Linked DNA regions of Homo sapiens: region 2 is linked to region 1. A link is a contact called in ENCODE Hi-C or POLR2A ChIA-PET data. All regions are on one chromosome and are shown on one strand. The core of a region is the stretch at or near the end of the contact, and the rest is flanking DNA. Distances in the headings are between cores, read along the strand shown.

Region 1 (5,079 bases), core at 1,896-4,395:
ATTCGGCTGTGAATCCATCTGGTCCTGGACTTTTTTTGTTTGGTAAGCTATTAATTACTGCCTCAATTTCAGAGCCTGTTATTGGTCTATTCAGAGATTCAGCTTCTTCCTGGTTTAGTCTTGGGAGAGTTTATGTGTCGAGGAATTTATCCATTTCTTCCAGATTTTCTAGTTTATTTGCATAGAGGTGTTTATAGTATTCTCTCTCTCTTTTTTTTTTTTTTTTTTTTTTGAGACAGAGTCTCACTCTGTCACCCAGGCTGTAGAGCAGTGGTGCAATCTTGGCTCGTTGAAACCTCCACCTCCCAGGTTCAAGCAATTCTTGTGCCTCAGCCTCTGGAGTAGCTGAGATTACAGGCACACACTCCCATGCCCGGATAATTTTTTTTTTTTTTTTTTTTTTTAAGTAGAGATGGGGTTTCACCATGTTGGCCAGGCTGATCTCGAACTCCTGATCTCAAGTGATCTGCCTGTCTCCCAAAGTGCTGGGATTACAAGCATGAGCCACTGCGCCTGGCCGGTTTCTGGTATAATTCTTGATCTTATTAAGGATGCTTCCTAGTAGTCCTAGTAGACAAAGAATTTTTCTCATAAACGGATGTTTCTGTTGAGATGATCATCTTTAGATTAACCAATTATTGTGGAGAAGTACATTGGTAGATTTTCCATAATCAAATTTGCATTCCTGGGAATGACCCTGCTTGATCATGATCTGTTATTCTTTTAATTCAATTTGGTAATGTCTTATTCCTACTGAGTTCTACCTCAGTAAAAATTTTCACCAAAACTGTGCCTAGCCTCCAGGCTGGGTGGCATGTTCCTTCTCTATGCACCGAGAGCACCATGTCTGTCTTTTTCTAATACCTCTCTAGTTTTGTACTTACAATCTGGTATTATAATTACATGTCTCCCTCAGTGGAATATGCCATTGTTGAGAGACAGACTTTTGTCTTCTTCCTAATTGTATCCTCAGTGCCCAGATAAGGCCTGATTTAAAGCAGGCCTTTGGAAAATATGTCTAGTCTGTGCGAAAATGCTTACCATTCCCCTGACAGGGACAAGTGCCAAGTCCCCATACTAGTTTAGCTTTGTGGGCAGAGCCCTGGCCTTGTTGGTCCAGCTTATCATGCAGACAAGAGCCATGTCAATACTGGTGGACCCCGCTTGCTGTGGGAGCTGGAGAGCCAGATATGCTCACAGCTCCTTCTCAGTTACACCTAAGCTGCCTGTGGGGAGCTCAGGACTCTGCATGCGCCTCCACATCTTCAGGCCGAAGATTCTCCATCACTTCCAAGAAAGCACGCTCAAATGTGAAAGCAGATAAATCATTAGCACCCTGTGCTGGGGCTTGTTACTGTTCAACAGGGGTTCTCTTTCTGGGAACCTAAGATACTTCATGTGTACCTTAGCAGCAGCTAATGGGGGTGGATGGAAGTGGTCACCAGGCATTCCAGTCACCCAGGGATGCCTAGGTCCCTTTACCAGGAAGCAGCGAGAGAGGCATAATGGACACAACTCTGTCTTTCTTATAGAAGACACCTGTTTCAGGCCAGGCCTTTATCTTGCTGAAGCTGACCCCACTGAAGGGTCATTGTGCTTTGGTTAGAAAACCACTGCAACCAAAGCCATCCAGTGACAAAGTAGTGGGATCCCTCATACTGGAGCAGGCAGACACCTACTGTCCCAGTAGTCTCATGTCAGAAACAACACTCAACATACATTGTCTTTTGTGCCCAGCTTGGGAGCTGGTCTGTGAGGACTGAGGGATCCCAGGTACCTTGAGTTCTTGTAACCATACAGTGGATGGACACAGACACAGCACCATCCTAGGGCTGGCAGATACTCCATGCTCATCGGTGCCAGCCTGCTCATCAACAGAATCACCCACCTCCATTCTGTCACCCACCAGGTATTTACTGAGACTCTTCTACATGACATGTGCCATTGAGGGTACTGGGAGAATAGCAGCAGACCTATAATACAAAAGCCCCTGCCCTTGAGGGGGGCTACCTGGTTTCCAGGTGCACCCCCAGTTTATCTCATGGTTTAGGTGGCACTATTTATGACTCACCAAGTTTGTGACAGATGATCAGTGTCTTCCTTCTGTGGCTGCAGTTTATCTGTGCACAGATGCTGGCATCCTTCAATCCAGGTCTCAGGTTTGGGTCAGGGCTTAGCTTGAGGCAGTAGGAAGAACAGAGCTCTCTGGATGGTTTAGGCAAGCTTGTCCAACCCATGACTCACAGGCTGTATACTACCCATGACAGCTTTGAATGTGACCCAACATAAATTGGTAAACTTTCCTAAAACATTATGAGATTTTTTGCTTTCTTTTTTTTTTTTTTTTTTTTTTTTTTGCTCATCAGCTATTGTTAGTGTTAGTGAATTTTATGTGTGGCCCAAGACAATTCTTCTTCCAAAGTGGCCCAGGGAAACCAAAAGATTGGACATCTCTGGTTTAGAGATTCAGTTGGTTTCTTCAACTTCAGTTCTTGGTGTACAGGGATGGCCTCTGACTTGCTCCACATCCTCAATCCGGCCACCACCTGGTTTTCTGCACACAGGAAACACTTGGCAATGTTGGCTGAAACAATGAGTGAGAGCCAAGTGCCAAGTGCTGGGCTAACCTCGCTCACAGCCAATTAGGCATAAAGTAACCAGGGCTGTAAGAGAAGTGGAAACAGAGATGCAGATGCTCCAAGGAGGCCAGACACTTGCCCTCCTCTCTTGGTGAGTCCTGTGCTCAGAAGGGGCACAACGGAGACGTGCTTGGGCTGTCCATACGGCAGTCTCTCTGCGGCAGTGGAGAAAGCTCTGGTCTGTGTGTATAGTGTGCATGCAGGGGAGTGTGCATATGTGTGTATATTTGCCTACATGCACATGCATGTTCACATTGGCTCTGGTCCCCACAACAACACCATTATAGGGCCCTGCTTAGCCATCCTTTCTGCAGTGGGTGGGGGGGGTGGGGAAAGGGGTTCCTGACTGCTGTGTCACTTTTGGATAGTCACTGTTTTTTGTGTGCAGCACTCCTACCTCACCTACCCCACCCCTAGAGGCAGGCAGGGTGATGACTGAAGCATCAGGCCTGTGGTTTCTGTAACAGGAAGTGATTTAGATGCTGAAAGCTAATTTTAGATGAAATGATATGGGGTTTTTAAAGAATCTTTCAGGGTTGGTTTCAGGCTCAAGGCTTAGCCCCCTGCTCCTCTTGCCTACAGGGGACAGGCAGTTTCCCATTGTCCTTGTCACTGTCTTGCTGGGTGAACTCATGCCTAGCTGGGCAGGGTTCTTAGGTAGAAAGCCAGTGCTGATTTTTCCTGGATTTCAGAATGTTTAAGTCATTGTTTTTGGCCTTGAACACCAGAGTCCTGTGACTCAGCACAGGCCTGGCTCTAGGCCAAGCAGACACAGGACCTCTTATCCCTGGAAGGGGACTGCCTGGAGGCTCCCAAGGATCTTGTTAGGACAGAGATGTCCACCCTCACCCAGGCTGAGGCCTGGGCCAGAGGTCAGATGAGGCTTCTGGGCCAAAAAAAGTATCATCTTGGGTGGCAGACACTTAGGTGGGGCCTCTTCTCCCAGTTAGCCCTGTCCTGAGCCTCTTAGCAGGGGCGGCTTTCTGACCCAGGTGCCACACTAAGGATCCCATCCTGATTGAGCCCTGTAGATTGGGACTCCTGATAGCAGCAGACACAAAAGAAACTGAGGAGTAGGCACAGAACTCTGAGAGTCCTGTCCTCCTGGTGTCGGGGTCCCACTGGTTGGGGACCTTGGAGCCTCGTGGTTTCTGTCTCTGCCAAGGCCTGAGCACAGGAAATAGAAGGTTGGGCCTCCCTGGTCACCTCTGCAAGGGTCTTCAAAGCCCATTTTAATCTGTTGTCCCATTCCCTAGGTCTTCCACAGCACCCCATACCAGAGAATGCTGCTCCCATTATCAGAGAAGCAGCCAAATATCAGCATGCTAAGAGAGATGTCCCAGGGTTACATAGCTTCACTCAGGCAGCATTGGAGCCAGCCAGGCCAGGAGCTTACCCTGTCCCATACTACCGATGGGATGCCCAGCATTCAGGGAAAAGAGCTCACTCTGCATATCTCATCTAGACAGCAGCCAGCCTCATGAACCCCTACCACAAACCTGGGACCTCTGGAAAGCCAAGTATAAGTCTCTGCCAGTTCTTAGTCCACCCTTGTTCTGCTTTGTGGTGAGGTATAGCTTGGGAGATGAGGCGAGGCCTATAGGTCTTGGTTGGTACACAAGAAGAAACACTTCTGCCTAGAGAGGCTGTCGACAGACATTTCCAGGGACACACAGCAGACAGCCTTCATGGCCTTCATGACCAGTCGGTCCCTTGTGGAAGACAAGTAGGACAGGACAGATGATTAGCCCAGAGCCAAAACTGAGCTCAAACCGCAGAAGAGGAGAGCATTCTCACAAAAGCTCCAGTGTTTGCAGCACAATGACGGAGGTAGATGGTGTGAGCTAAGCCCTGTTTTGAGAGTTCCATAGAAGGTGTCTTTGACCTATTTTCAAGGGCTGTGGTGGTAGGAGGAATTTTTGGCCACATCATAAAGAGTTTTGTGGCCACCTCTGATATACCTAGCTCAGGAAGTTGTAATTTTCCATGATTAGGTTATTAGTCACCAAAGTGATTGCTGCCCCCAGACCCTGGCCCCTGTGCTGCAGGAGGCTGACAGAGATGCCCCTCCAGCACTGCAGCCCTGCCTCCCCAGCTGCAGGCCAGAAGCCAAGGAGGCCCTGAGTACTGATGTTGGGCCCTCTGGGTGCTTCCCTTGTTTGTGGAACCCCACAGCCCCATTCCAACTTCTTGAGCACTTTGCCTACCCCAGGAGATTTAACTGGGGCAAGAAATCCTGTAAGATCTCAACAAACGGACGTGGGTAGAATAGCTCCCAGAAAATCTACTCAAGGGAAGACCCATGTACTCCAAGGTATCAATAATGGTGAGGGACTCAGTCTGTAACTTTCTAGGACAGTTTCATTTCATTTTAAAAATTTAAGATGAAAGAGTTTATTAATGGAAGTAGTTCATGAAGCACCTTCAGGAAACCACACAG
Region 2 (5,079 bases), core at 671-3,170, 150 kb before region 1:
AGAGGTACCTGCTAGGCAAGCTGTGGCCTGTGCCTCCCCAGCGCTGTAAATCTCCCCAGATCCCACCCAAACCCAACCTCAGCCATCCTGGCTCCTTGGGCCTGAGCTGCTGCCGCGTGACTTTGGGGGACAAAGGAGGCTCTTCCTGGCAAACCTTCTCCCAGACTGCCTGCCTGGGGCCTGCATCCCCAGTCAGCTCCAAACAAGGCTGTTGCTGCTGCTGCTGCCGCAGCCGCAGCTGTGACGTGTGGAGGCCTTTCCTCGGAGGGCAGGCAGCCGCGTGGGCAACAGATGTCTCAGCTCCCTGCCGCCTGCAGCCGTCAGCCGCCGCCACTGAGCCTGTCAGCGGCCTCACGCCCAGGGTGCCTGGCCAGCCCGCTTAGTGTCCCCACCAGCCCCCTCAGCGGACACACAGCATGACACACACAAGCAGACACAGGCTTGCGTACACACACACACACACACACACACACACACAGCAGGAATCCTATAGGAAAGAGGAGATGAAAGGCTCTGGGATGTGTTGAAGGCCCACCTCACTCGGCCCCAGGGACCTGGCAGTGAGGGCAGATGTGGGAAGCCTCCTAGGACAGCTGGGCCTGCCTGTCACCCTGGCCCCCAGAAACGGGATTCCATGATTCCACGCTCCACCTGGTGCCCACCCCCTCCCAAGAACTGGACAGAAGTCTCTTAAAGCCCAGCCGGCTTGGCCCAGCCCCCATGGCAAGAGGTGGCAGTAGGGTGGGGGAAGGTGCTTCTCTGTGCCTCTGACACAGGCCCCCAAAGACAAGATCAGCCTGTGTGGGAGCAAGGGATGGCCGTCAGATGGTTTCAGGTTATCTCCTCTGCTCCTTCCAGACTGAGAGCCGCCAAGGGCAGGGCCTGGGTTCTCTCCTCTTCTGTCCCTTAGGCTGGGGACCCCCAAGGGCAGGGTCTGAGTCCTCTCTTTTGGCCCTCCAGACACGAGGATGTCGAGGCTGGGCCAGGATCCTGTCTCCCCTAGACAGGCACCCCCTCGAACAGGGCCTGAGTCACCTCCTCCACTCCTCTATCCTCAGACTAGCCACGCTCCAGGGCTGTGCCGGCTCCTTTTCCTTCTCTGTGGGCAAGGCAGGGCCCTGGGAAACTTGAGGAACGGGCCTGAGGCTGTCCTGGCCCCCGGCTTTGTGTCATCTTGTGGGGAGGGGTCTCACAACCTCACAGTTAAGTCTCCCTTTCCCCTGGAAGCCAAAATTCCTCCTGGTCACTTCCCCTTAGGGTGACTGAGGTCGTGAATGAGAGACTGACTCACGCCCAAAGTGGGAAGTGGATGGACCTCTGTCTTCTCAGATTCAGCGAGGACCCCAGACCTCCCTGGGTCACCAAGCTCTGCCGGCAGGGACCCCTGATAGGGGAAGGGGGGCTCTAAATCATTTTGCCCCAGATCTTCAGGCAGGGGGTGAGTCTGAAGAGTTTCTGGGCCTCTGTAGAGCTGTCTAGACCCCTGGCCCATCTCCGCGGGTCCTTCCCGGGTCCACAGTGGCTCCCCCAGATGAGGCCAGCGGGGAGGCGGGTGCGTGAACTCTTGGGAGATTCTTCGCGGGATCGGGCAGACAGGCCCAGCGTGGGAGGAGGGCGGCTGGGGCTGCCTGCCTCTGCCTGGAAGCCGCCTCTACAGCATGCGGGGCGCCCAGGCCAACCCTCCGCCTTCAAGCCTCGGATACACAGGGGATCTGGGTCCCGGGCGGACCGCGAGAACCCGGTCTCAGACATGGGACCGCCCTGCCGCCACGCAGCCGCCAGACTCACCCGTGAGATGGTGAGGGGCGCGCTGAAGTCCCGGCCGCCCACCAGGCGGAAGCCCCAGGGCGAAGGCCCGCGCAGGGTCACGGAATGGGGCATCGCGGGCTGGAGCCGCAGCCGGAGCCTGAGCCGGACTCTGAGGAGGAGCCGCCGCCGCCGCAGCCGCCGCCGCCGCCTGGACGCCGCGCCCGCCCCCGGCCCGCCCGCCCCTGTCCCCACTCGGCCCAGCCCCCGCCCCCGCTCCCTGTGCGCCTGGATTGGCCCCGCGGCCAGCCCGACCCTCCCACTTCGGGGGGCTCTGAGGACCCGCCCTCAGCCCCGGCTGCCGGCAACCCGGCACCCCCACTCAGCTCTCAGAGATCCCCGCGTTCGGACGGCCCCGACGGCCTGGATCCTGCTCGGGCCTTGGATCTGCAGGCCGCGGACCCAAACCCAGCTGTCGACACCGGCCCTTTGAAGTCGCTTTTAGGGGCGGTGCTCCAGCCCGAGGAGGGATGGAGGGCCCACTTGGGGGATGGGGCTGCCCCAGCTCAGATACCTCCTCATGGGCCCGACTGGCACACCTGCGGCCCATCCTGCCGTGTGAGGAGCCCTCTGAACCAAGAACCCTATGAACCAGGGGCTTGCGCAGCACTGGGCCGGGGACGCAGACCCAAAACGACAGCAGGCAGCGCCGAGCGTGGGAGTGGACACAGAAAGGTCCTCAGACTAGTTTGTGGAGGCCAGTAAGGCTTCCTGGAAGAGGTGGTCCCTGACTTGTATCTGGAAGCAAGGTGTCCCTGCTTCCCCAGAACATTCAGGCCTTCTCTTGCTGCTTGCAGGCTCCTCGCAGGCCACCTCCCTGTCTGCACAGCCCCCTCCCCTCGTCCTTTGCCAGGAGATTTGTTTCCCCAGGTCTCCTGAGAAAGTAGCAGCTGGAGCGGCTGGGGTCGTGGCTGTGCAGTGTAAAGGGAAGAAATATATGCAGCGCTTCACTTTGGGCCCTTTTCTCTCCAAGGTCTTCTCTCCATTCCCAACCATTATCCTCCGGGGATGTACTTGAACAGCCAATGCAGATGCCATGGCACCACCAACCTCCCTCTGGTTCTCTCGGCACTTCTATCTGGCTACATCAGGGAGACACCTTTTACTTTTCCAGACTCTGTGGAGGTCTCTCATTTAGCCCAAATCCTTAACCTTATGTGTCCTTTTAGTCAAGCTGTGATAAGGACCCTGCTCTTGGGCTCCTCACAGGTGGTGGGATGAAATGTGTCCACTGGGTCTCTGACAACCCGCAAAGAGGAGAACTGCTTGAGAAGCACAAACCTAGGGCAGTCCAAGGAAGGGAGGGGCCCTTCAGAGTAGAATGTGGGTGCCTCTGTAGGAGGCAAGATGCTGCTATCTGTTCAGCTGGGAGAGAAACAAGTGGTGTGTGGTAGCGGTGTTTATATGGGAGTGTATTTGGGGTGTGTGTGTGGGGGGGGGTGCGGTGTCTGAATCCATTAGAGCACCAGCCATTGGGCTGTTCTCCATCACTTTGTGGTGGAGGAGGTTTCTGCTCAGCCCCTTGCAGACTTGGATCCCAAGTGAAGAAAGGTGGAAGGGCCAGCAGGAGAGCTGGTCACTGCATTGTCTCTCTGAGGTCTGTAGGCCAGAAGCTCCCCAGGACTTAGACCCTACTAAATGGGGTAGAGAGTAAGGGGCAGCCATCACTTATCACTGGCTGTCCTGAGGGTTTGGTGTACAGCATGGCTTGTGGTCAGAGGCCTGTCAGCTGGGCTCCAAGAGTCCTAGTGAATGTAAACAGTGCAGACCTTTTCTGGGGGGAAGGGATCCTCAAGGGTCTGTGGAAGCTTCCACCCAATGTATCCCAAAGTGAATTCCTGAAACTCCTCTTCATACATTGCTTGTTTCCCCCGATTTCACATCCCAAAGACTGCCTACACTCCTTGCCTCCATCCTGAAATTCCTTCATTACCCGTTTACTTCTGTCCGGGGGAATGTGAAGTGGTCCTCCTGAATATGACCTTCCTGGCCCCTGAGTCTCTGGGCAGTGTAATCCATCTCCAAAGGCTTCTATCACAAGTTTGGAGGTGGAGGTGGGGTGGGGACTCTGGATGAATTTTTTAGAATCTGGTCCATAAACTTCCCCATTTCATTGGGCAGCATCTGGACAGATTGGAATGATGCAGGATCCGGGTCCAGGCCAGTCATTCCCTCACATGAGCTCATGTTGACATCCCTGACTTAAGAGAACATCAGAGGCTTACTTCTGACTGTGCCTTCCCACAGGGGAGATGCCAGGTCAGGTTCTGTACCTGGAGTTTGGGGGTGGCCCTTCTTAGGGGCCATGCTGTAAACCCACTCATAAGGTACCCTGAGTTCTAGGCAGCAGGTCAGACAAGCTGCAGATTCTATGGCTTCTCCAGCTCTCCCGAAAGTTCTTTAAGGAAGCCCTCAGATTTCCTTTTCCCCTGTAATGGCCTTGGTCCTTGGAGATTGCTGTATTGCTGAGACCCTATCATGCTGGAATACCAAGTCATAAGGCAGTCACAGGGTCTGGAAGCCCTCTTCAGGGTGGGGATGTGTGGTGGCCAGGTCACACATCACCCCTGCCCTAGTGGCCTTCACGTATTTACTGCACACCCATCAGGTGTCTGTGCTGCTGGGAATAATCAGACTGCTTATTTCATGCATTCTTCTTCTCTGCATAAGTACGTATTGAGTACTCAGGGATGGGTCCAGGTATCATCCATAAGGGCAGAGGCTGTGTCTGTCTTATTTATTTGTGTCTCTCCAGCACCCCGCAGAGAACTTGGCACACACAAGGCATTAAAAAACATTTGCTATTAACAACACCACAGTTACAGGAATTATTATCTTAGCTTACCCTTTGGACATGACCCAGAGGGACGCAGGGAGGGCATAAGGGGGCTTAGGAAGGTGAAGAATTCTGCTTCTGTTGCCTTCGAGGCCACACCCAGTGGCTCAGGGCACGATGCCCAGGCCTTCTGTATGCAGCCAGGTCTGTCCAAGGTCAGGAGAAGTCACTGTGCTCTTTCCTCAATGGGCAGGCAGGGCTGGCAGGCTCCAGCAGGAGCAGACACCCTTGGGAATGCTGTTGGGCCTGAGCCTAGAATAAGAGGGAAGGATTGGGACAAGAACAACCTCAGGCTAAGGGTGAGGTCAACCTGGAGGACAATCCAGGAGAGTGCCCAGAATTGATGTAGCCCTGAGTGGGGAGGTGCGGTGGAGCTGATGAGGCAGCCCATATTTGAGGATACCTTCCCGTGAGGCCCTGGGGGCTAGCCAGAGAGC

What was found. Hi-C counts contacts between places; a loop is a spot of excess contacts on that map. ChIA-PET counts read pairs that join two places held with the same protein, here RNA polymerase II (POLR2A). Pooled maps may share reads with other maps.
Region 2: a loop to region 1 is called in a map of ascending aorta, with 2.6 times the contacts of the local background. The contact joins the promoter of PDLIM4 here to the enhancer-like site in region 1. A Hi-C loop is called at or near these places in 1 of 168 maps with a recorded cell type or tissue (ascending aorta), 3 of 37 single-sample maps with no recorded cell type and 4 of 50 pooled maps. POLR2A ChIA-PET finds 5 or more read pairs at or near these places in 2 of 52 experiments (K562 and OCI-LY7).

What each region holds. Positions count from the first base shown.
Region 1 is chr5:132,101,822-132,106,900 of GRCh38, reverse strand. No RefSeq gene overlaps it. Among named protein-coding and RNA genes, the nearest start is that of CSF2, 31 kb to the right of the region's middle. RefSeq lists enhancers at 3,053-3,432, 3,211-3,505. Within about 2 kb of position 3,145, at least 30 of the 41 ENCODE cell types and tissues checked have a DNase peak (open chromatin) inside an H3K27ac peak, as active enhancers do; they include OCI-LY7 and ascending aorta, where a contact is called at or near this core.
Region 2 is chr5:132,254,537-132,259,615 of GRCh38, reverse strand. PDLIM4 (PDZ and LIM domain 4) reads right to left here and starts at 1,920. Exons shown (of 7, transcript NM_003687.4): 1 at 1,789-1,920. The coding sequence starts at 1,881. RefSeq lists an enhancer at 577-1,366.